Linked DNA regions of Mus musculus: regions 1 and 2 are each linked to region 3. A link is a loop called in an ENCODE intact Hi-C map of the cell type or tissue named here. Cell type or tissue: left cerebral cortex. All regions are shown on one strand.

Region 1 (8,000 bases), 200 kb after region 3:
ACCTGATGTCAGCTGTGGGTGAGGTGAAGGCCCTGGTATGTACTGAGTGCCCTCCCTGGAACTTTCTCTCTTCAGCCCCGGCCTCTAGCCTCCCACATACTCCCTAGGGCACTGAGTCCTACTTTTCTGTGTAGGCTAGTGGACACCAGCATGCTCTTGAAGCTTTAGCAAGTCTTCTATGGGTTATGCACACAAACCCACTGTGACCCATCCATAGACCTAGTGGTGAAGAAAGGGCTTAAGGGCATCTTATAAACTATGGATACCCACGGACCCAGAGTTATCAGCCCCGTTGTCACCAGAAAGCAAGGACAAAATAACAGTCCATGCTGAAGGGAATTTGCAGGCTGTGGACAAATAAAACAACAGAGAAGATTGCCATATGGTGGGATAGGACGAATGTTAGCCCTAGTCCCTAAAGCCTTTTCAAGGAGGCATACAGAATCCCAGCTATGAGAGTGTGGCCTAAGGCCTGGGGCTGTGAGACTGAGCTGGGTTGTGTGTCCTCAACTGCAATGGGGGCACCACTCACAGTCAAAGGTGCTCCCAAAAGATATTGCTAAAAAAGTCCATATTTTTCCATTTGTACAACTGGGCCAACTTCTGAAGCTGGAACTGCTAGGAAGATTCTGTGGTCACAGTCAATTAACTAATTAATGCCTATATTGCCCCCTGCTGGCAAAGCCATATTCATTCAAGCTCTCAGTCATAAATAGAGTGTCATGCCCTGCCCCACTCCCCTCCTCGCCACCTCCCTTACCCAAGCTGGCTGTGTTCTGCCCATTAACATGACCAGAGGAGACCATCTTCCTCTATGGCCACATCCATGCTTGCTTTTCCTTCCTCCCAACTTTGCCAGCCCAGGTTGTGGTACCTTTCCACATAGAGAACTGCCTGTTCTGTAAGTAGTCAGTATGCAGCTGCATCCCGTACAGGAAGTTGTGGAACTCAGACACGAAGGGCCTGCGTGTGAGGATTTCTCGGAAGGTGTTGGACAGCCATGTCGTTGGGATCACTACTGTGGTCTCTAGGGGGTTATCGTCACACCTAGGGATTTCAGGCAGGATGGGATCATCTTCTGTAGGGAGAAGGGATAGAGGGCAGGTTACAAAAGCTGGGGTAGTACCTGGTTGCTTGACCCCAGAGAGCGATCCATTTTATGAGACAAGGGTGGAGGATATGGAGGGTATAGAAAAGGAGAAAGAGAAGGTAGGAAGGCCCCGGCGAGGATGGCGAGCCCAGAAGTTTGGTTTTTCTCTGTGCTCACAGATTCCCTAGGCTTATCAGCTCTCTGGATATCAGAAGCATCCTTCTGGCCTCAGCATGAGTACCGCCTACAACCGCCCTGCCCCCAGTGATGCTCTAGGCAAACTGCCTTCCCATGTCTGGGGTGATGTGGAAACCCTGACAGGCAATCAGTCCTTGCTTCATGACCCATACCCAGTATATTCACTACCCAAGAGGGGAACTAGGGTGTCACCCACCGATGTCATGCAGTCTCTCCCTTGTCCACCTATAGAAAAACTCCTCTGAGGTGTGAGACAAATTCCAGGCATCAAGCAGGTTCAGGGAAAAGATGCTACTCCACAACCCTAGAGAAGCAGAGAGGTCATGAGCAACTGTCCCCAGACTCCCTGCCTGCCCACCCCAACTCTCACTGGTTCGGCCTTATCCCCATGCCTACTCTAGGCCAGGCTATTTGGAGGGTGGGGCAGGGCAGGGCCGACTTGGATTTCTGTCTCCCACAGGACAGTTCTATGCAGACTGACGGTACCAATGCTCAGCTCTTTTTCTCCCTTCCCTCAGTGCAGGGAGCAGGGAGTGCTTAAGGCATAGCTATGTCGGGGAATGACAGCTGAAAGTGTAGGCTTTAAGTTCAGGCCCTGCTCTGATCTTGCATCAGTCTACATGAAGAAAGCATTAAGACAGTATCTGGTATACAGTAAGCCTTGATACACATAAGGCTGGATCTTACTTTTAATGTAAAATTTATATAGTAATATTATAAAGATACATTAAAATTTCAATAATAATAATAATAATAAAGCCAGATATAGGAACTCACATCTGTAGTCCCAGTAGGGAGGTTGAAGCAAGAGGACTGACATGAATTTGAAACTAGCCTAGGATATTTATAAAATAAGTTCCAGGCCCACCTGGGCTACAGAGTGAGACCCTATCGCCAACAAGCAAATACTAATGATTATATTCTTAACTTAATTTAATTTCTCATCTTACATGGAGATGAGAAAACAGGTCCAGAGAAATTAGGTAATAGACAACCTCTGTGCAGCTAACATGTGAAGAACCAGATCAAACTGATCTACAGGTTTGAGAAGCATATGGGACCAAGTCTCAGGGAAGAAGGAACTGTGGGTTGTGAGCTGCAGTGTGGAGTTCGTAGAAGAAATGAGCCTTGAGTTAGATTTTCTGAAATGGGTTGCTCTGGAGTAAGTCGATAGACATCCTGTTTAAATAAAAGAAGTTCAAGCCGGGTGGTGGCGCATGCCTTTGATCCCGGCCCTCGGGAGGCAAAGGCAGGCGGATTTCTGAGTTCGAGGCCAGCCTGGTCTACAAAGTGAGTTCCAGGACAGCCAGAGCTGTCCTGTCAGTCTGTCAGTATACAGAGAAACCCTGTCTCCAAAAACAACAACAAAACAAACAAACAAAAAAAGAAGTTTAAACAGCAGCCCTTGAAGCTGTAATGATAGGCTTATTTTCTGAGGTCACTTTTTGCAGATGAGACTCTGAAGCAAAGGACAAAGATTGGCTGTCACAGTCCGTGGACCCTGTACTCAGTGACCTTGGCTTCTGAGGAACCAAAGAGCAAGGAACAGGGAGCTGGCTAGGCTTCCCCAACCAGTGGCTCTGTCCTTTCTGTTGGGGGTCTTCTCTGCCTGGGATCTGAGATGCTGTGTCTTTCCTGCAAGCAGACCCACTGCTGCCTGGAGCCAGGCAGGGAGAAAGTTGGGGTGCTAATCTTCTCTCTCATGGGGCTGGAGAGATGGCTCAGTGGTCAAGAGCACTGACTGCTCTTCTAGATAGAGGTCCTGAGTTCAAATCCCAGCCACAAATATCTTTTTAAAAATCTTTTTTTCCTATCTCAGCTTTCCATATCTCAGATCTTCCATGCAAGATCTTCTGAGTAAACCTCAAATAGACCACAGGAGCCCAGGGTGCTGGGATCCTCCCTTTACTGAAGTCTCCCTGGGCCTAACAGGCTTTGGGAAGATTAGAGCAGTTGCGATCTGGAAGTAGATTCAGGAGCTCCTCCTGGTTTCATGCAAAGCAGCAAATCCAGAAAGTTCAAGAGCTCAAGGCTAAGCAAGGCGACCAGCAATGGGCCCGGATTCTCCCTGTTATCTGTTAGTCAAAGGCAGGCCTGGCCCTCTCTGGGGCTGAGTATCTTAGGGAGTCACCTAGCATGTAGCACATCTCCGGCTCAGGAATCCTCTTCATCAGCCGCCCCATGAAGAACTCGGAGCCAAATAACTCGCTGGGGATGAAGGCTCCGTACTTCTGCATGCCCACCTCGTAGGGGGAGAACTCGAACCATTCTGTACACAGGGAACAACATTAGTCTCAGGTTGGGGAGTCATCCACACAGCCTTCCCTCCAGCCCCCCAGTGGCTCCAGGGCCATGGGGAGCTTGCGATTGCAAGTTGCAGTTCCCCTTTGTTACACAAGGGGGCACTTGCTGCAGGACAAAACAACTCTACAAATCGCTGGGCTCAACTTTTGCTCCCTGAAGTTGGATAAACAGGGGCAAAAATGGACCCTTCTACGTTCCCCTTTTGAGCAGCCTGAGAAAATCTTAGAGTTTCATTTTTCACCGTCTTCATTTCTCACTGACTCTTTAGATAAGCCCCGGAACGTTAGGAGACACTGCCTGATCGGCTCCACTTATGAGGGAGATTTCTTCAGCTGTGGGGCACTGTTTATTGATGTGGAGATTGGTAAAGGGTGTGTTGTACCCGCCAAGAAGGGACCCCATCTAAGTCACTAGCCAGCAGCGTTACCTCTGAAATCCTGGTTGCTTACATCATCCTTGACATTGATGGTGAGGTAGATGGGCAGAGGGTTCTGTCCCCTGCACAGAGCAGCTCGCTGATCTGACAGCTTGCATTCGTTTTTCTGTAGGGACACCAATGCTTAGCGGAGGTTGCTGACACTAAGTCAGTGAAGAACAAGAGAACAATCGGAACCCTTAACAGCTATTTCCAGGCTCCAGATGCCCCCAGGTGACTTGTATTGGCTGCAGCCGACTGGAGCTGTCAACTCTTAAATGCATTTGGAGAATGCATAGCTTCTTCTTAGGCTGCCTGGCAGCTAAGTAGGGTGGGGCTGGCTCTGTAATTTAAGGCTGTCTCCTGGGGTCTCAGGGTTCTCGTGTCTCAGGAGCTAGAGGATCTGGTGGAGGTCAGAAAGGGCACCATGGTTCCTTCTTAGTGCTATTATTTCCCATTCACTACTGAACCTGAGTGGCACCAGGAAATTTTGTCTTATTATTTTGGTGTGTTGGGTTCTCTCAAAATTTAAGAGGAAAATCTCTTTCCCCTGTCCCTCCCTCCTTATTTCTTCCTTCCTTCCTTCCTACCTTCCTTCCTTCCTTCCTACCTTCCTTCCTTCCTTCTTTCCTTCCTACCTTCCTTCCCTCTCTCCCTCCTTTCTTCTTTCCTTCCTTTCTCCCTCCCTCCCTCCTTCCTTTCCTCCTTTTTTTCCTTCCTTTCTCCCTCCCTCCCTCTCCCTCCCTCCCTCCTTTCTTCCTTTCCTCCTTCCTAACTAGAGGCTTAAAAACCTGAAAGTAGGTGACAGTCTAGGTAAACCCCAAGTCCCAAGAGTTCTGTGTGTCATTAAGGCAAATCCTGACACCTGGGCCACTGTGTCCCAAAGTGAATCAGGCAGCACAAATGAGGCAAAGCTGAGGTACTAGGGACCCAAGCTCTGACTATCTGTGGTTACCCTGTGCATAAAGACTCCGGACCCTGGGTGGAATGGCAAACACTTGTGCTGGCCAACAACTCTTAGCCCTTCTCTGAAGCAAAATAGGGTACTTATCACACGTGGACCCAGAGATCTGAACAATATAGGATTAAATGTCCTAAAAGTAAAGCCACAGACTCAGGGAAGAGCCCAGTTGGGTCAGGAGTACTGGAGGGCAGTGGGTTCCTGCTGCAGCCAGAGTGGAAGAGCAGAGGCCTCCTCCTAGCCGTGCCTCTCTCCTCCTAGCCCAGTTCTTCATTGCACGAGAGCCTCAGAACACTCAGACTCTCTGCCTAGAAAGCTGTCGTGTTTTCTCCTCATCATGTGGGCTACTATCGATTATTATTGCTACAAATTGTTTTGATGCCCGTTGTGATATTGCATGCTTTTAATCCCATCATGTGGGAGACAGAGGCAGATGGATCCAAGGCCCTCTTCTGACCTCTGTGGGCACACGTGGTACAACCCCCCCCACCCCCCACAGACACCCCACACACACACACACATACACACACGGAGGTGAAACAATCATACACATAAAATAAATCTAAATAATTATCTTTCACCTAAAAAAAATGAAAGAGGAATAAGTAAATATTACAGATGAGAGCTAGCCCAGTTTGGTGGCACATTCAGGTAATCCCAGCACTTGGAAGGAGGAAGCAAGAGAATAACTACAAGTTCAAAGCCAGCTCCAACTATGTGAGTCCCAGGCTAGCCTGGGCTATACAATGTGAGACTTTATCTCAGAACAACAACAAAAAATAAGAGTCAACTTATTGTTGACTGCTCAAAATGCCTCATTTCCTTTTCTTTTTATGTGTTTCATGTGTTTATATGTGTGGTATGCACACATATACTTAATGTGTGTTTGCATGCATGATGGTGTATGCAAGTGTGTATGTATGTATATATGTATGTATGTGTGTGTATGTGGGTGTATGTGTGTGTACATGTGTATGTATGTGTGTGTATATGTGTGTATGTGTGTATAGATTCCAAGGTTGACATCAGCTGTCTTCTTCAATTGCTTCTTACTTTGTTTGTTGAGGAAGGGTCTCTTGCTGGATCAGGAACTTAACACAAGGGTCTTGCTGTGAGTCTTTCCAGGCCACACAACACTTACATGCTTCTGTTTGGTTTTTCCTTGTCTTTGTGGGGTCAGACTGAAAGCATGATTAACAGCTCTCTAGCTCTGCTCAGCTCCTTTCCCATTTTCTCCTGTGGATGCTTTGGAATGGCTTTCAGAAAATACGCTTCGTGTATGCAGGGGAGCACCCAGGCTCGCCCAACATGGGGTCTTAGTTCTCTGAAAGGGATGTGAAAGATGACCTCACCATCTTTATCACCCCAATATGTGTTTGGACACCCCATGATTCTTCCAGCATGATGGTGCACCTGCAGGTCTAACCTAATGTTTTTGGCCATAGAGGCTCAGAGGAGGAAAGACTATGATTTGATACCAGTCTAGGCAGGTGGGACCCAGGAAAGACTTGAACACTCACTTTATCTCCCAGACTGTACTCGATCAGCTTGCCCCAAAAGTCTGTAAACGTGGTCTTATAGCCCTCCTGGCTATGCTTTTGGAGGTCCTCTCGCCATTTGTAGAGCTGATCTGGGAACAGGGCAGGCATCTTGTCTTTGACAACATGTCTCCGGGCCTCAAAGACAACAGTCTCCAGGTTTTTGGAGGACCACTCAGGATCACTGTACAAGGTAGCCATAGTCCTGGTGAGAGACAAGCACAGATGACCCTAGACCTGGTCTGAGCAACTCTATGTCCAGATGGGACAGAAGATGGGCAGATCATGAGATCATGGGGAGTCCCAAACCTGGCAGGAGAAGAGCCCAGAGGAGAGGGAATGAGGGAGGCCTGTGGCAAGAGACAAGCAAACACTGCACCTCGTAACTGACCGTTTCCCTCTCTTGAATGCATGTTGTATGTTGGGTGTATCACGATAGTTGAGATAAGAATTCTGGGCTCAGGGCTGGAGAGATGGCTCAGTGGTTAAGAGCACCGACTGCTCTTCTGAAGGTCCTGAGTTCAAATCCCAGCAACCACATGGTAGCTCACAACCACCCAGAATGAGATCTGATGCCCTCTTCTGGTTCTGGTGCATCTGAAGACAGCTACAGTGTACTTAGATATAATAATAAATAAATCTTAAAAAAAAAAAAAGATTTCTGGGCTCAGATCTTCCTGGGTTCAAAACCAAGCTCTACCACTCACTTGCTATGTGATCTTGGGGAAGCTACTTAGCCACTCTTTGCCTCAGTGTCCCTAACTGAAGTGGCAAAGAATTGTGATTGGTGTACCCAGCTCATACAGTTCTTGTAAAAAAAAATTAAAAAATCATAAAAGCTAGCATTGTGTGAAGCACCAGAGCTGTGAAGAGGTAGGGATGGGAACATCTGATTCCTGGATTGGCTGATTCCGGACTAGGACACTAATTCAAGCTTCACTTCCTGGAGCCCAGAGCTGCTCTTCCAGAGGACCCAGATTCAACTTCTAGTACCTACATAACAGCTTACAACTATCATTAACTCCAGATCTAGGGGATCCAACACCCTCTTCTGGCCTCTGCAAGCACCAGGCATGCACATGCTGCACAGAAATACATGCAGGCAAAACACTCACATACTTAAAGTAAGTATTGAAAAGGTTTGTTTCATCTCGTTGCTCCTCCTCTGCCTCTTCTCCTTCCCCTTCTTTCTCATTCTCCACCCCCTCTTTTCCTCCTTAACTTTTATGTGAGCCGGGCGTGGTGGCGCGCACGCCTTTAATCCCAGCACTCCGGAGGCAGAGGCAGGCGGATTTCTGAGTTCGAGGCCACCCTGGTCTACAGAGTGAGTTCCAGGACAGCCAGGGCTATACAGAGAAACCCTGTCTCGAAAAACCAAAAACCAAACCAAACCAAACCAAACCAAAACAAAACAAAAAAACCTTTTATGTGGACTGTGGTGAATGGAGGCAGCAAGGCTGGGCCTGAGGTCCTCTCTGTCTCCTGCTTGCCCCA
Region 2 (8,000 bases), 98 kb after region 3:
CATAGGGCCATGGCAGGGAACAGTCAGCTGTGGTTAGGGTCCCTGTACCCACTGATGAGGGGTCCACAATGTCTCTCACCGTTCGTCTGCCAGCTTCCGTAGTGCCTGCAACTTCTCCCGTACCACACCCAACCGCTCAGGGGCCTCAAATTCAGCAAGGGTCTGGAACCTCTGCTCGAGATCTTCCATGGAGCTCCAATAAAGAGCTACCTCCTGCTGGAGCATCTGCCAGGGTCAGAACACAGGCAGGGTGGTCCTTCATCTCTCTCACATCTACCCCCAACACAACCTACGCATTCATCCCCCCAAAGTGTTCATTCAACAACTCCCAGGCTTATCTCTCTACCTCTCCACTCATTCAGTTACCAGTGTACTCCTCCATCTACCCACTCATCCGTGTTCATCCACTTAGCTTCACCCATCCGCCCATTACCCACTTAGGTTTACTGTTTTACAAAATGAAGATATGCTCTCCACCCCTAGGGGTCTCACTACTTAGCAGGAAATAGTCAATGGCGGGAAGCTTGGGACAAGGATGGGGAGGTTCAGGAGGCATCATGTTGGACCCCAACACAACATGTAAAGATGGACTAAGCTGAGCAAGCCTGTCTGCATGCCCGGCACACGGAAGCTGCATTTGGCCAAGCCTGCAGACATACCCCCCCCCTGGGAATAGCTCACTGAAAGTCCCCAGCCACAAGACACCCCAAAACAGTGACCACTGAGGCACACAGGAACATATCCAGGAGATTTCCATGACAAGAGGCAGGAACACCCGGAGCAGAGGCTGTGGAGCCTGTTGGTTCTAGGAGTGTGCTCTGGCCTTCCTCCCTCCCTCCTCCTTACCAGGGAAGCGTGTGGGAGGGGGTGGGTTTTAGGATGGCAATTGGGTTAACAGAATGGATGAGGTTTAGAGCCTCAGAGAAGGACACCTATGAAGGACATGGGGTGGCCTGGAGCACGTGACTGAGGAGTAGGAAAGGGCTCAGAAGAGATGAAACGAAGAGACAGAGGCACCCCAAGTCTTCATAGAGACACGAATGCGAATCAGGCTCCAGATGGTGATACACTCCTGAGTCACAAGGCTGGGCTGTACTGGCAGCAGGTGTTCAGGGAGGAGGGCGAATCGGGAATTGGGTGGGTGGCGGATGGGGATAAGAAGGAAAGAGCAGGGTTCTGTGTTTCAAGACGTAGAATGTGCCCTTCAGAGTGTCGCAGACCTCCTCCTGGCCCACTGTCACCCGTGTGGAGATGATCAGGACACAGTACCTGGTGTTTCCTAATGAGCCCACTGGTAGCTTCCTCATTACTGCCGTAGTCCTGACTGCTTGCCAGAGGCCGCTTTTCCTCCACCCAGGTCTCCATCTCTGACACGTTCAGAAAGTACTGCGATGAATGACAGTGACTTGCCCTGTTGATCTTACCTGGGACCCTTCATCGCCCATCCTGGTGACCAGCAGCCTGCGAGAAGCCTCTGGGCACTTATGGGAGTCTTAGCCCAGGGCTTCCATCACAGGCCTCCCTCCCTGAAGTTCCCACGAGCCCTCTCTCCCATAGCTGGTCCGCTATTCTGCAGACTCCATCCTCTTGATCTCCTACCTGCTGGACAGTGACAGCCTGTTGCAGGCAGTGTGCACGTTCTTCACACGCCTGCTCCAGTCCTGCCCAGTGGCTTTCTAGCTTCTGGCACTGTTCCACGATATGCTGAGCTCGAGGGTGCCCAGAGGCTGCTAGACGCTGACCAGAACTTAGCACCCTGTACATGTGCCTTACATGACCTTTCACCTCAGCCTGGAGCATCTGCCACAGAACAATGGGAGTCTCTTAGCCACAGATGTCCAGATTAGGACCACAGAGTGTCTCTAGTTCTAGATCACTACAATAAGGATACCTGGAGAAAAGTGGATTTGGAAATCAGGACACCCAAGGAGAACAATTTAGAGGCCAGGACACCCTGAGTGGTGGCAGGGGTCTTCAAAGGTCAGGGAATGAGATGTTGGGGGCGTGGCAGAATATACATGGTGCTACTACCTTGTGCTTTCGTTGAAGGCTGTGGGCATCATGCCAGCACTGGGCAGGGCAGTTGAGAGCGGCATTGGGCATGTGCTCAGCTGCCCATGTGAGCTCCAGGTTGCTAAGGAGATTAAATTCATACAGCTCAACTGAGGCCTGCAGTTGCTGGTGTTGGGTGGCTAGCTTGCTCTGCAGGGACTTGAACCTGGTAGAAGGAGAGAAGATAAATAGGATGGAGAAGGAGCCAAGACCAGGTCATGGTCTTTTCCTTATCCCCACCAGGGACCCATGAGGAACAAGGCCGGGGAACAGAGGGAAACCTCTGCAGACAGAGAAGCAGCATTGGGCCTTCGTGGTGCAATGTCCTGCTTAGGACGCCTAACTCTGTCCTGGCACTCCCACTCAGAAGGGAGAGAGTGGATGCCTAGGTCCCCTAGGTGCCACTCAGTCCTTAGGTTCACAAGGCGTGTGTGGAGGGTGAAGATGGCATAGCCACCTCTGGTGACACTTCTGGCTCTCCTCCAGGATGGTCCAGGAAGTGAATGCATTGTGGGTCTGAGAGATGAGGGCATCCATCTTGCTGGCCAGTGCCTGGCTCTTGTCCTCTAGCTTGCAATGCTGTCTCTGCAGCCTCCGGCTGGAGCACAGGTCCTGCCCGGTTTCTGTGCTCTGCAGGGCTCCCTCCAGATGCTCCATTGTCTCCTGGACATCCTGGGGCAGGTGACAAGAGACTGTATTCACCTTTCCCTGCAGCTCAGCAGGCAACCCTGCCGGGGGCTCTGAGTCTACAGAGTTCCCAGCCTCAGATTCACCACAGAGCCATCAGGTCCTGCCAACTGCTAGTGTGCAAACCAATTATACATCTTCTCTGGGCAACTTGAGTCGTGATAATCACACTCTAGACACACAAAAGCCACTCCTGTGGTGGCCTACTGCACCTTAGCCTTCTCTTGGCCAGAGCTCTGTACAGGACTTCATGAGGACAGTCTCTCCGGCCCTTTCTGTTCTGCCCAATCCCATCCTGTCCCAGCCAAATCCTGGCCTTCCTCCTTGTGTTCCCACCCCCACCCCACATTCCCCAGGGACCTGTATTAGTTCTAGGAGCTGGTCCTGCTGTCTGGTCTGAGGCAGCCTATCCCCTCGATCTTCCATCTTGTGGTTCAACTCTTCCCATTTGTGATTAAGGCTTTGAAGTCTGTCCTGTATGTCCTCCTGTGCATATGGGTTGCTATGCAACAGTTCTTTCCCAGCCTGGAATGGAGACAAAGGTCCAGGCCACTTTTTGATGAGCTGCTAGGACAGCACCAGCCACAGCCTACTGTACCCAGGGGGCAGGAGGCAGGTTGCTGGCTACAACAGCTTTCCACTAGCTGCCTGAAATGGTGGCAGCTTTTGGAGCTGATTTGAGTGTCTATCTAGGGGGACACCCAGCTAAGTGCAGGAGGCAGAGGGGACCCTTCCTTCAGTGACTGTGCTCCATAGAAATAGGCAGGGCAGTATGTGTTGGGGATCTGAAGACAAGAGGGCCTTACCCCTGTCCAGCATCCTCACCTGCTGTAGCTCTTCCATGTACCTCCGAGAGGCTAATAGCTCACTCTTAGTTATTTTGCGCCACTTGAGTTTCTGCAGAATGTTGCTTCCTGCTTGGGAGCGCTCATCAGCCACCCTGGGCCACTTCTCCTCCATCCACAGCATTAGGCCTTCTTCAGCCTGCTTCCATTCCTGCCCAAGAACCAGGAGAGAGGGGGTCTCAGAACCCAGGACCTAAGGACAGGGCTCTGTGGGGAAAACGAGATCCAGAGCCAATTCTCGGGTACAGGGGAAGGGGGTAGAGCTTGGATTGTTCTGATCCCCAAATGGGGCAAGGATATTGTGCCCAAAAAGTAGAAATGCCGGTCAGGTGCTACTCTGACAGATGACACCAGATTGAGTGTGGCTCTCTTAATCTAAATAGGTTCTTGAAGGCCTGGCCTGGCTAGAGAGTCACACTAGCTCCTGAACACGCATCAGTGTTAAGGTCTGAGGCTGTTTCCCTTCACCCATGAAAACCCTGGCATGCCAGACCATGAGGGCAGGTATGTAGTAGGATAAAGGGGGGTGGTGGGGGGGTGGGCAGGTGTTAGTCAAGGAGCCCTTCTCTGAGGAGCACAGTGACCACAGCTGTGGCTTCCTTATGGAAACAGCCAAGAGCTGTGCTTCAAGGCTGGGGACAGAGCTCTGTAAACAGGATCACACTGCCTCAGTGCTGCTGGGGATGTCTGTCTCCTGCAGAGCAGGCAGTCACCTGCAATTGGAGGGAAGCCAGCAGCTGGACCCTTCTCTGCTCACTCCTCTCTTGGACCCTGGTCCACTGGGCCTGGGCACTGTGCAGCAGCTCTCTGATCCTGGAGTGTGGGAAGAGGAGAGGGCTCTTCTCTGCTCTGAGTGCCCCCCTCCCCCAGCCCAAGCGAACCCTGCGCCCCCAGTCCCCCAGCCTTAGACAGCAGTGGCCCGCCCAGGCGCTAAGAGATGCAGCAGGCTCACTTGCTCACGGCAGCTGGATGGCTCAGAAGCAGCTTCTCACCGCGTGCACGGAGGGCCTCTGCCCGTGATCCCAGGGTGCTGCGGAGCCACCCCAAACCCTGGTGCTGCTGCAGCAGGCTCTGGGCCTCCCTTATGTCCTCCTGGTACAGAGACCTGAGGTCAGCCCATCCTCAGGGCCTTCCTGCCCATCTTCTGGACCCAAGGAGGCCCAGCTCCCTCTAGGGGCAGTAGGGTGACACTTCATTTCTACTTCCCGAACGTTACCCCAAGGTTGTCCAGCTGCAGTAAGGCCTCATGGCTGGCACAGGTGGCCATGAAATCATCTACTTCTTGGCCAAACCCCTGCAGCTCCAGCCCCTCCCAAAACTTCTGCTGTCTCTGCTCCCACAGAGCCTTCAGCTGCTGGCTGTGCTGGCCTAGGAGCCTTAGAGCGCTGGCCACCTCCTGGGACTGTGGAGAGTCTGAGACTGCCACCGGCTGACCCTGAGCCTCCAGCTGCTGCAGCCTGAGAAAAGCAACAGACAGAGCATCAAACCACACCCATCCCTTCTCATGGCCGCTTCAGTCCTTCATCGCAGAGCCCTGAAGTGAGGCTAACTGGCTGACCAGTCCTATCGGCTCACTTTCTCTAGGACAGCTGTGCCCTGGCCTATGAATAAGACGGAATGCAACAGGCTCAGCAAAGTGCTCACGACCCATGTCACACCCTCCCTAAGTAGATGGCTAGTGGCATGCTGGGACAAACACAGCTCAGATCCCTCAATCCACACACGCCTGCTGTCAGGGTTGCTGGACCCTTTGACCCAGCAGAACAGGTGCCCTTTAGGATAGATGCTGCCCCCACATTCTGGAAACAGGTGGCATGCATGGCCGTGGGAGGCAGGAAAAGCCAGCACTTCCTCTAAGCTGCTGCAATCCTAAAGTGGCTCGGTGTATGTGACAGATGGGGGGCAGATGCTTGTTTCTCAGGGCCCACTTGATACCCGTCAGGCTCCTTGGAGACGGCAGAGCCTGGGGGTTGTACATGGTGGCTGTGTTTGCTCACAGAGCTGCACATCACTTCTGAAGGAAGTGAGGGGGTAGCCATCTTAGTCCACTGGTGGGTCCTGGGCCCTCTGACTGTGGAGGCCAGTAAATGTACTGGTCAGAATGGGAAGCTAGACTTGGGGGGACATTATCATCTTCCCTGTAGGATGGTAGCTGGGCTAGAACTGAGAGCCTCTCTGGCAGCTCAGTGTCCGGAGGCCTTTCCTAAAGTATGCAGGTTGCCTGACGCAGGCTTGGATATCTCCTGCAAACCTGCCTGCTGTACTATGCTAGATACCGGTCTGACTCATGACCCTGGAAACCACATTGCTTTGGCCTTCCTTTTATGAACTTGAAAACCTCAGATCTGTCCTGACCTCTCTTCCCACAGGCAGGTCTCCTCCTGTAGGGTTCCATGCCTCCTCAGCGGCCGCAGGGCTGAAGCCTCAACCTGCCGCTCCTCTTTGCTGCACAGCTGAGCCTGGATGTCCTCTGCCCACAGCAGCAGCTTCTGGCTCTCCTGGAGGATGCCTCGCTGAACCCGAGCCACAGTCTGGACCTGGATCTGCCGGGCCACCTGCCCTTGCGCTTGCTTTAGCAGTGACTGCAGCATCAGGACCTGCTCCCAAAGCAGCCTGCTCTCTGGGGAGCCTGACTCCATCACCCTGCGGGATTTTAACCGCAACAGTCAGTGCCCCAGGCCTGTGTCTCTTGGGAAAGTGGTGACAACTCTGAAAGTCCACCCCTCCCCTAGCTAGACGTTGCACAGGCATAAGGCTCTCCCTTTCTCTGAGTGTCAGAAGCCAGACCCCATCCAAGGCTTTCTCAGGGGTCCTAATGAAAGGACAGAGGTTGCGTCCTTGCCCAGCGGTAGACCTTGCAAGGTCCAGATTGGGGCCTGGGCCTTGAATGAGTTAAGGTTTCAGTTCCTGGGAACCTGTCTTTCCCCTCTGAAAAGCTGTGGTTATCAGTCCTAAGAGAGCAGTGTCTGGGGTATCCTGTGTTCTCTTGCCAGCATTGTCTGATTTAGCTTTCTAAAGACCTTGGCCATTCTCCCCCTGCACATAGCATATAAGACACTGTACTTCTTCATAAATCTGCTTGGCACATGGAAGCTTGTGCAAAGCCCAGCCCTGGCTTTTATGTCTCCTTTATCATCTCACCTCCTGGGCCCTCCCATTTGAGGCTTGTTAGGGAAGAATGACCTGCTGGTCCGGGTCATGAGAGCACGTTCTCACATCAACAGTCTCTGGCGGCTGCCCACACCCTTTCAATAGCCTATCTTGGCCATCTCCCATCCCAGTTCCTGTGCCCTTCCTCATTTTAGTTTTTTAAAGATTTATTTATTTATCTTATGTGAGTATACTATAGCTGTCTTCGGACACACCAGAAGAGGGCATCAGATCCCATTACAGATGGTTGTGAGCCACCATGTGGTTGCTGGGAATTGAACTCAGGACCCCTGGAAGAGCAGTCAGTGCTCTTAACCACTGAGCCATCTCTCCAGCCTCTGCCCCTCATTTTATTAGAGCTTCCCTCTGTTCTCACTGTTTCCCCGGCACCATCACCACCCCAAAGCTGGCCATACTCTATGGTTGCTCTTTGGAGGTAGGAGATCTTCTTCTCCAATACCAGGACCTTCTGCTGGGTCTGCTGTAGGGTATGATGGCTGTCCCCAGAGCTTCTTGTTCCCAGAGTCTCCAGCCTGCTTATCACATTTAGCAGTTGGGCTTGTATGGGTTCAGACTCCTGTAAAAGACTGCACACCTCCATGCCACGTGTCAGCTGCAGGAGTTTCTCCTCCTTCAGGGCTTCCAGCTGCTGCCACCTGAGCAGAGGATCCAGGGATGTATCCAACACAGGAACACCTCCCATCTACCCCGCGACACACACCTATCTGAGGCCTTAGACTGGGCCTGCCAGGGCAGAAGCCTCCAGGCTGGTGGCCCTCTGCTCTCTCCTCACTGCCTGATACCATCTAGCCTCTCCACCTGAGGATGCACCGAGCAAGGTCCTGTCCCACCCTGCATCCCCATCCCTTATTGTCACCACCTTTGCTTCAGGTCCTCCTGTTGTTGTTGGATTTTCGAGATGTGTCCTGGACATCTCTGCTTCAGTTGTTCAGCAGTGTTGATGGCCTCTGCCCAGTGGCCTTTTCCAGTGGCCAAGGTCATGAGAACATTCTGAGGCAGAGGAGGAGAGGGGGGAGAAAGAAGAGGAGGACCCAGACCTCTGGAAGGCTGGCTCTTCTCTCTCTCCGTACCCCTTTTGGGTGACAAAGGACCTTGGGATGCTTGGCTCTAAGACATCCCGCTCACTTTGAGTCACTAGCCCCCAGAGTCAGACCTACAGCCTTGGACCCTCCCCAGAGAGGACCAAAATAAATATGGTGGCTGGGACAAAACCGTTAAGCAATGCCTCAGTGGTGGAAACTCTGG
Region 3 (8,000 bases):
TTCCTTTTTAGATTAACTCTGATAATCACTAGATTGAAATGATGAAAAACTTACACTGCAAATGGCAGTGGTAGTAAATCTTTCATTGGTTTTGCGCTGCTTGCTCTAGACAGGTCATCAGCACTTAACCTTTCCTGTTTACTACAAAAGCTGATAAAGTAAAAACAGTATTCCTCAGCTTCTCCTCTGTCCCTTCTGTCCTTTACCCAACTGACTTTATCCAATGCCTTAGCCAAGGAGTGCAGCACCTGTCGCCCTTGCTAGCAGCTGTCCTCAGAGACGCTAGTTCTTTAGCCCAGGTATAGTAGTTTCCAGTGGTCTTATTGCCTGTTTCTTTCCCGAGTGTTCTTCTGGCTTCCCAGAGCCCTTTTGGGTTTTGAGAGTCAGACAAGAAACAAAACAAGGGAGTGAATAATCCTCAGGAAACAATGGACCATTGTGGCTTCCGAATACTTTTTTCTCTTTTCTTTCCTTTCCTTTCCTTTTCTTTCTTTCTTTCTTTCTTTCTTTTTTTTTTAAATTTGAAAAAGCATAGAAAAAAAACAGGTCAGGGTTTATTCTTTATTGGAAGATACTTGCCTGTGTTTATGAAAGATGTACAAAGATAGAGATGAGATTTGGTTCAGGGAAAGCTGCAGATGTCATTACAAACTCCCAAGATACATTGTTCTTAAGACAAATTTAGGAGCTATCAGGCCGAATTTGAGGAGGGTTTAGTCTTTAGAACAATCATGTAGTCTTGACAAAAATAAAAAATCTCCCTAAACTCCTACCCTTTAGCATTTCATTAGGAGAAACTGATCTATTAAAATTATATGTATGATTATGAAAAGTGAATTCAAGTGAGAACATTGGAGGAACCTGGAAAAAGCTCCACCCTGACTAAGAAGCATGATCTCAGTCGACCAATAACTCGCCTTTTATACACCTGTAAATACATGGAATGTTTTTAAGGATATAATTATGTCAGATTTAGCATTTTCTTTTATATATTAAATATATATCTTTAATTTCTGCTTTTGAAAGTGATTATTTTTTTAGAAATAACAGAAGTTTGGCAGTTGAAAGGCAAGACATGTGAACCTGAAATAAACCAATTATACTAATTAAAGCAGAATTTGGTGTTGGGAGGTTTGTGCCTGGTTGAAGAATTCTTTATGCCCTCAGACATATTTGAGAGAGGGTTCCATTGAAGAGATCTTTTCTGAAGCTTCTTGACTGGAAAGCTTTCGATCTGTCATTTGGGAAGACCTTTGGTATTCTAGTCCTTGTAGCATGTCTCAATTGGAACTTCAAGATTATGTACAATTTGATGGCAAATATTTGCTGTTCCATAGTGAGAATAGTTTCATAATACCACTGTCTTTATCTGCTGCCTTGGGGAACAACAGGACAGAAACACAATCTTATGTCTGGAGACAATAGGTGTTCTTTTTAAATTTGTGTGTATATATTGGCTGTGTGTGCCTTGTTGTGTACATGGAGCTTACAGGACAACTTTGTGGAGTTACTTCTACTTCTCTCCTACCAGGGATCCAACTCACATTGTCAAGCAATCACAGCAAACACTTTAACTTACTTGAGCCATCTTGACAGCTTCATTGGTCTTCTTAAGACAAGATGTTAAGGGGTTTCATACTTAACAGAGTCTTCTTATGGAAGTCTTTTAAACATTGAACTGTCCTGACTTAAGGGAGTTGACAGATCAAGTTTAGTTAGTTGTATAAACTTCATTAAAAGTGTTTACCTTATATACTTTTATGATAAAAGTTTTTTGTGCCCCCAGAATTGTGGATAAAATTAATAGTAGGCCTTTTTTACAGTTTTGAAAATGTTTTGAACAGAAAAGACAGTAGACATCTATACATCCATTTACTTGTTTGTTTTTTGAGATGGTCTCACTATGCAACCTATGGCCTGGGATTCTGTGGAGACCAAACTGGCCTTGAACTCACCAAGATCCACCTCCCTCTGCCTGCAGGGATTGAAGGCATATGCCCATCTTTATATTTTTTTTTATAAAATTCCATACATTTTTCCTGACTGTACCAGTTATTTCTAGTGGAATTGTGTGATCAGTGCATCTTGAAGACAAGTCTGCAAAGTAGCAATGCCACTTGTCTCTAATAGAATTAAGCCATGGACAGTGTAGGCAGCTTGTTTTCAGGAACTTAAAGGCTTATATCCTTATTTCTTTTTCTTTTTTCTTTCTTTCTTTCTTTCTTTTTTTTTTTTTTTTTTTTGGTTTTTCGAGACAGGGTTTCTCTGTATATCCCTGGCTGTCCTGGAACTCACTCTGTAGACCAGGCTGGCCTCGAACTCAGAAGTCCGCCTGCCTCTGCCTCCCGAGTGCTGGGATTAAAGGCGTGCGCCACCACGCCCGGCTTAGATCCTTATTTCATGGAGAGTCACTGGTACTTAAAGGATCAGAATAAACTGTTTGCACAGAATTGTTGCTTTTGAAGAAAGCACTTTTAAGGGTCCTTTAATAACTTAATGTATCATTGCTAATTAAAAGTCCTTCCCTCCCAAGTGTGATGACTGAAGTTGAATTCTTAGAAACTATGAATGCCAGCTGTGTAATCTCAGCACTGGAAAGGAGCAGACAGGGAGGATTCTTGGTATTCTCTGGCCAGCTAGTCTAGCCTAATGGGTTAGCTCAGGCCAACAAGAGACCTGTCCCAACAACTTGGCGACATTCATTAGAATTCGCTAGAAGTGGTCCTCTAGTCTCCATACCCACATACAAGTGCAGATGCACCTGCATGTACACAGAAATTAACTCATTTATCAATGACTTTAGTACATAGAAAATTAAAGCTCGGGTTGGTAAGATGACTTGTAAAGGTGCTTGTCAACACTGATGACCAAAGTTCAATCCCCAGAAACCATATAGTAGGGAAAAAAAAAACTTGTACCATGGTAATATGTGTACAACCCCCCCGCCGCAAAAAAGCAAAAAAACTGACCAGAACCACATAGTTAGACCTTGTCTCAAGGAAAAAAGACTTGATTCTATGCCTTTAATTCCTGCATTGGGAAGAACAGAGGCAGGTAAGTTCAAAGGTGACCTGGTCTACATAGTTTGAGGCTAGCCAGAGCTTCATAGTGAAGCTAAGGTAGGTAGAATTATTGCCTATTTATGATGAAAGTGAGCTAAAATGCATCTTGGAAATAAAATTATTTTCCTATGTACAATTTTTAAAACTATAATTTTAGCATATTTTAAACTGCTTTACAGAGATGGTGTTAAATGACAGCTACGAAGATATGGGTTAGGAGGCTAAACCAAACAAGGTGGAAATTTTGAGACATCCTAAACTATTAAATTCTGTCACTATAAACTTATAAAATGGACTTCCCCCCCCCCCCCACCAATGGGAAATCGGCCTTGGAAGCATTGACTTGAAATCCATTTTGTTTCCAACTGCACTCATTGGTCTCAGCTGTCTCGCAGTGCCTTGCATGTATAGGTGCTCAATAAATATTTGAACTGATGAGCAAGTGTTTATTCTAACATGTTAGTTTCCCAGGATCTCTGCACCTTGTTTACCTAGGATGAATTTTAAAATCGAATCTAATAATTCTAAGCAAGACCACTATAGCATTTTTGAAGCATCTGGAATTTTTAGAATCTGATAAAAACCATGCATACTTGTTTGGACATACACAATCAGAATGCTGTGTTTGGTCAGCTGTGTTTGGAGAGCAGGATGATACATTTGGGAGTAAAGAGATTGCTTCTCTTCACATTGCACTTGGACACGTTTTGAGGAATCTATGAAGCACAACACTATTCCCATACTAGCATCTTTTTTTTTTTTTTTGACCTTAGCTTGAAAACACCCAATTTCAAGAGTTTTGTTCCCTCATTAAACTTTCTCAACTTCAATGAGTCTCACCTTTAGATATGGAAAGCAAGTGCTTAGAGTTGCCTGTGCAGATCAGACCAGATGAAAATATTTCAGGAATGAAGGTGTCTTTAAGGAGCTAAGCCATAATAGCTTTGGGCGAGAAAGGACGGACACTTTGCAAACCCATAAAAGTGAAACAGATTGCCCAAAGAAAATATGATAAACCCGGTCAGAGAAGAGCAGGACCTGTAGTACACAAATTAAAACACCAGGTGGTGGCATTTGTTAGCAATGTACAGCAGCTTTGTGAGTAGGTCAAATCGCAGATGATTAATGGTGCCGAGTTAATATAGTTAGAGGTGATCATTCTTGTCTTCGGGTCTAGGCGGTAAAATTGGAAGTACCATTTTAGTTTCCTAAAATCTATAATGTGTGGCTTTAGGCGTCCAGTTGCTGTTGACATTTGTATCCAATACGTAGCTATATAGTACACAGGTACCTTCCTGTTTGAACACAGATTGTGCAAGTACCACTAAACTTTTTTGTTTGTTTTTTGTTTTTTCGAGACAGGGTTTCTCTGTATATCCCTGGCTGTCCTGGAACTCACTTTGTAGACCAGGCTGGCCTCGAACTCAGAAATCCGCCTGCCTCTGCCTCCCAAGAGCTGGGATTAAAGGCATGTCCCACCACCGCCCGGCCACTAAACCATTTTTTAAGGATCCTTCCCTCTAACTACCATTTTCCTCAGCAGTTCCTACGGTCTGGAATGGGGGACATGTCAGTGTACTGTTCTAGTTGGGTACAGGCCTTTTGGCTTAAGCTAGCCTTTTCAGAAGGCAGTTTTATTTTATTTAAAGAAATTATGTGTTTGGGTGTTTTGCTTGGTGCCTATGATGGAGGCCAAAAGAGGGAGACAAATCCCTGGGAACTGTTGTGATATGCCATAAGGGTGCTGGTAAATTAAACCTGAGTCTTATGAAAAGAAGCCAGCGCTCTTAATCACCAATCCATCTGTCCAGCGCTCCCCAACCCCCAAGGTAATTTCTTGAAGTAGTAGCTAGATGAAAAATTCTAGCCAACTTACAAATCTATGAAGCATGAGTATGTGGTATTTCCCCTATCTCCATGAGCTAGAACAAAACAAAACAAACAAAACCTGATAGCAGCAAACTTTGACATCGGTGTCAGCCCTAGGGGTGTTTGCAATTTTTGAAAAGACAGAAAAGATCTGGAGTAGCAAAAATACTGTTAATGCTGTTAACAGTATTTCTTGTTAAATGCTATAAGGACGTTGGCAGCTAAGGAAATGATGGATTATATCATGGGTGCCTTTTCAGTTCACAACCTACCCTAAGGCTCTATTTTGAGGCTTGAGTCTTCCATCACTGATAGATTAAGTTCAAAAGTGTGTAAATTGAGTTACTCTGCGTGAGTCATTGTGTTAGGCTGGCCGGAATCAGAAACGATTCCAACTGCGTTAAATCCCAGCACTTGGAATGGAAAGGAGTTCTTTTGGCAGCATCCCAAACCCCCCCCCTCCTTTTTTTTTTTTTTTTTTTTTTTTTTTATGAGTTAGGAATTAAATTTCAGCCGTAATCTCCTAGGCCCACCAAATATCAATCTTAGGCCTGGAGGCGTGGTTATCAAAGTTCTCTAAGAGGACCATGCCTGATAATACCGTAAAAGGCCAGGTTCTCTCAATTCTAAAGCAATATTACATTGACCTTCCTTTAGGAGCGGTACCCACAATTATACTGTGCAGAATCCGAGACCTCTGCGTTCTTGGTTCATTCCTTGGTTCCGCCCCCATAGGCATCAGTCGTCCAATCGGGAACCAATCTGCCACAGACCGCACCCCCTTTACTAGGCCCCGCCCTCCCAGCGCAGCTCGGCCCAGGCTCTAGTTCGCGTTTTGAGCCGCTGGTGCCACCATAGCTACTGCTGCGGCTGCGGCAGCAGAGCTGAAGCCGTCGATCGCGATGCCGGAGGGCGCTGTGAGCTGGGCCCCAGCGAACGGGGGCGCTGACGAGTAGTAGGGTTTCTGAAGTAGGCAGTGGGTGTGGGGGGCTAAAACGGAGCTCCCAAGACTCGGGTGCGGGAGGGAGCTTCTCGCATCGGCTCGGGCCAGCGTGAGCCCGGCGGCCAGCTCGGTGCTTCGGCCCCTTGCCCAGTGGCTTCGGAGGCCTCCTCCCTTGGACACCTCAGTTACCATGGGAACACTTGGGCTGTAACCGGCGCCCGACTGGTCACTAGTTCATCCGATTCTTCAGTTAAACGCCTCTGGCAGGTGTGGGCCTGACATTTCTTCACTCCAGGGGTCGTCCTCCCCTTGTAAAAAAAAATCTAGCAGGCTAGGGTGGGGATGGGGAGTGGGAAAGCGCAGGGCAATGCCCAGAGTAAGAGTTGGTGACAAGCAGAAGACACCTACTGTGATGATAAGGTTGCTTCTGCCATCTCAGGCCAGTGAAAGTGCATATCCGAAGGCTGTGTTGAACGAGAAGGCAGTACCGCTGTTGAGACAAGTCCAAAGGCTAGGCCAGGGACTGTCCTTAGGGGCTCCTCGTTATGATGGCTGGAGAAGGGTCAACCATTACTAGCCGTATCAAGAACTTGCTGAGGTCTCCATCCATCAAATTACGCAGAAGTAAAGCAGGAAACCGGAGAGAGGACCTCAGCTCCAAGGTGAGTCCTGTTGGGAGCCACCTCTTACCTACTCTGTCCTCTCCTGCACTTCGTTCCTTTTTTTTACCTTTCTCTTTCTTGAGGGGCAGGAAGGGGGTGGAAGAATGAAATTTCTCTGTTGGCTTTAAAAGATCATATACGCTTATCTTTGACGACCTGATTTGAAGTTGGAAGAACAGCAGGCGTGGGTGGGCATGCTGAGACGCAGCCATGGCTTGAAGAAGGGCATAGGAAGGCAAACTGGGTTTAACAGGGCCTCAGTTTAAACTAAGTGTGTGCTTGGGAAACAAGTTGACATTTTATGACTCAGTTTCTCTTCTTAGAAGAGTACAGTGAGATCACATATTCTGTAAAGGACCTAGCTGTGACTAATGTATTAGTGTAACAGTTGGGGTTATAATGCCAGACTGTACAACAGAAAGAATATACTAATACACTTCATCTAAGAGAGCAAAACAATTTTTTGACAAGCTTAGTGATGCATGCCTGTAATCCCAGCACTAGGGAGTCAGAGGCAAGTTCAGCCTGGTCTATATAACAATTTCCAGGGGGAGCCAGGGCTACATAGTGATACCCTGTCATGTTCAAAGATGTAGAAGATTGGGCTGGCAAGATTGGACTGGTAGAGACCTTTGCCAACAAGCCTGATCTGATTTTGATTCCTCGGACCCACATGGTGGAAGGAGTAAACCAACTCCTGGAAGTAGTTCTCTGATCTCCACATGTGCATGCACATATGCAGGGGAAGAAATAAATGTAAAATGGTTTATCTCTTTAAGATACTTAAGTTGCTGGGCTAGAGCGATGGCTCAGTGGTTAAGAGCATTGGCTGCTCTACCAGAGGTCCTGAGTTCAATTCCCAGCAACCACATGGTGGCTCACAACCATTTATAATGAGGTCTGATGCCCTCCCTCTTCTGGCATGCAGGTGTACATGCAGATAGAGCAATCATATCCATAATATAATATAAATAAAGATACTTAAGTTGCTTTAACTGGAACGTCTTGGTTTCTCGTGATAACATGAAGGAGCCACGTGTGTGTGCCAGAAAGGCAGCTCTCCTGGTCTGTCCTTGTGGCACTGCTCATTCTGAGCATTGTATGCCAGCATCCTTCTTCTGGGCAGACGTTCATCCATCTTCCATTCTTATACATGTCTGGGATTTGGTCCTTATACTTTTTTTTTTATTTGTTTGGTTTTGTTTCAAGGCAGGCTCTTGTTACACAGTCCTGGATGGGTTCGAACTATAAACTTGTGCCACAGCCTTCTGAGTGCTGGGATTGCTGGCATGCCCAGCTCATATTTTATTCAGTTTTGAGACTCATCACAATTTGGGGCATACAAAAGTAGAATACATTTATTTACAAGATTTCCCTTGAGGGAGTCTTGAGCATTGTTCCCACAGGATCAGATTAGGTTTTGTGTCTTCCTAGGAGCCCATAAACATAGTAACTCTGTGTGGC

Evidence for each region. Peaks named below come from ENCODE experiments on the same cell type or tissue, not always from the same donor. Only the 100,000 strongest peaks of a DNase experiment are listed, where the experiment ranks them.
Region 1: it touches region 3 in a loop (4-fold over the local background); 12 of 42 quality-filtered maps call a loop at or near these places.
Region 2: a loop joins it to region 3, with 2.8 times the contacts of the local background. A loop is called at or near these places in 18 of 42 quality-filtered maps.

The regions. Positions count from the first base shown.
Region 1 is chr2:120,170,234-120,178,233 of GRCm38, forward strand. Pla2g4e (phospholipase A2, group IVE) reads right to left here. Exons shown (of 20, transcript NM_177845.4): 13 at 6,489-6,711; 14 at 4,020-4,134; 15 at 3,420-3,557; 16 at 1,485-1,592; 17 at 875-1,078. Among named protein-coding and RNA genes, the nearest start is that of Ehd4, 20 kb to the left of the region's middle. In left cerebral cortex, CTCF peaks have their summits at 674 (motif pointing left), 3,669 (motif pointing right) and 7,156; DNase peaks (open chromatin) are centred at 664 and 3,672.
Region 2 is chr2:120,064,348-120,072,347 of GRCm38, forward strand. It overlaps Sptbn5 (spectrin beta, non-erythrocytic 5), which reads right to left. Exons shown (of 67, transcript NM_001370938.1): 17 at 7,615-7,745; 18 at 7,151-7,390; 19 at 5,940-6,227; 20 at 4,801-5,041; 21 at 4,537-4,676; 22 at 4,298-4,397; 23 at 3,565-3,735; 24 at 3,100-3,264; 25 at 2,510-2,724; 26 at 2,032-2,218; 27 at 1,600-1,800; 28 at 1,270-1,386; 29 at 80-225. Gm52559 (a long non-coding RNA gene) reads left to right here. Exons shown (of 4, transcript XR_003954056.1): 2 at 3,968-4,088; 3 at 4,927-5,123; 4 at 5,954-6,620. Among named protein-coding and RNA genes, the nearest start is that of Gm52559, 18 kb to the left of the region's middle. In left cerebral cortex, CTCF peaks have their summits at 491 and 4,757 (motif pointing left); DNase peaks (open chromatin) are centred at 523, 1,091, 2,069, 4,700 and 2 more places; H3K27ac peaks cover 1,824 bases.
Region 3 is chr2:119,966,633-119,974,632 of GRCm38, forward strand. It overlaps Mga (MAX gene associated), which reads left to right. Exons shown (of 24, transcript NM_013720.2): 24 at 1-2,949. It overlaps Mapkbp1 (mitogen-activated protein kinase binding protein 1), which reads left to right and starts at 6,067. Exons shown (of 30, transcript NM_011941.3): 1 at 6,067-6,536. The coding sequence starts at 6,420. In left cerebral cortex, CTCF peaks have their summits at 4,120 (motif pointing right), 5,853 and 7,459 (motif pointing left); DNase peaks (open chromatin) are centred at 4,154, 4,805, 5,770, 6,694 and 1 more place; H3K4me3 peaks cover 2,528 bases; H3K27ac peaks cover 904 bases.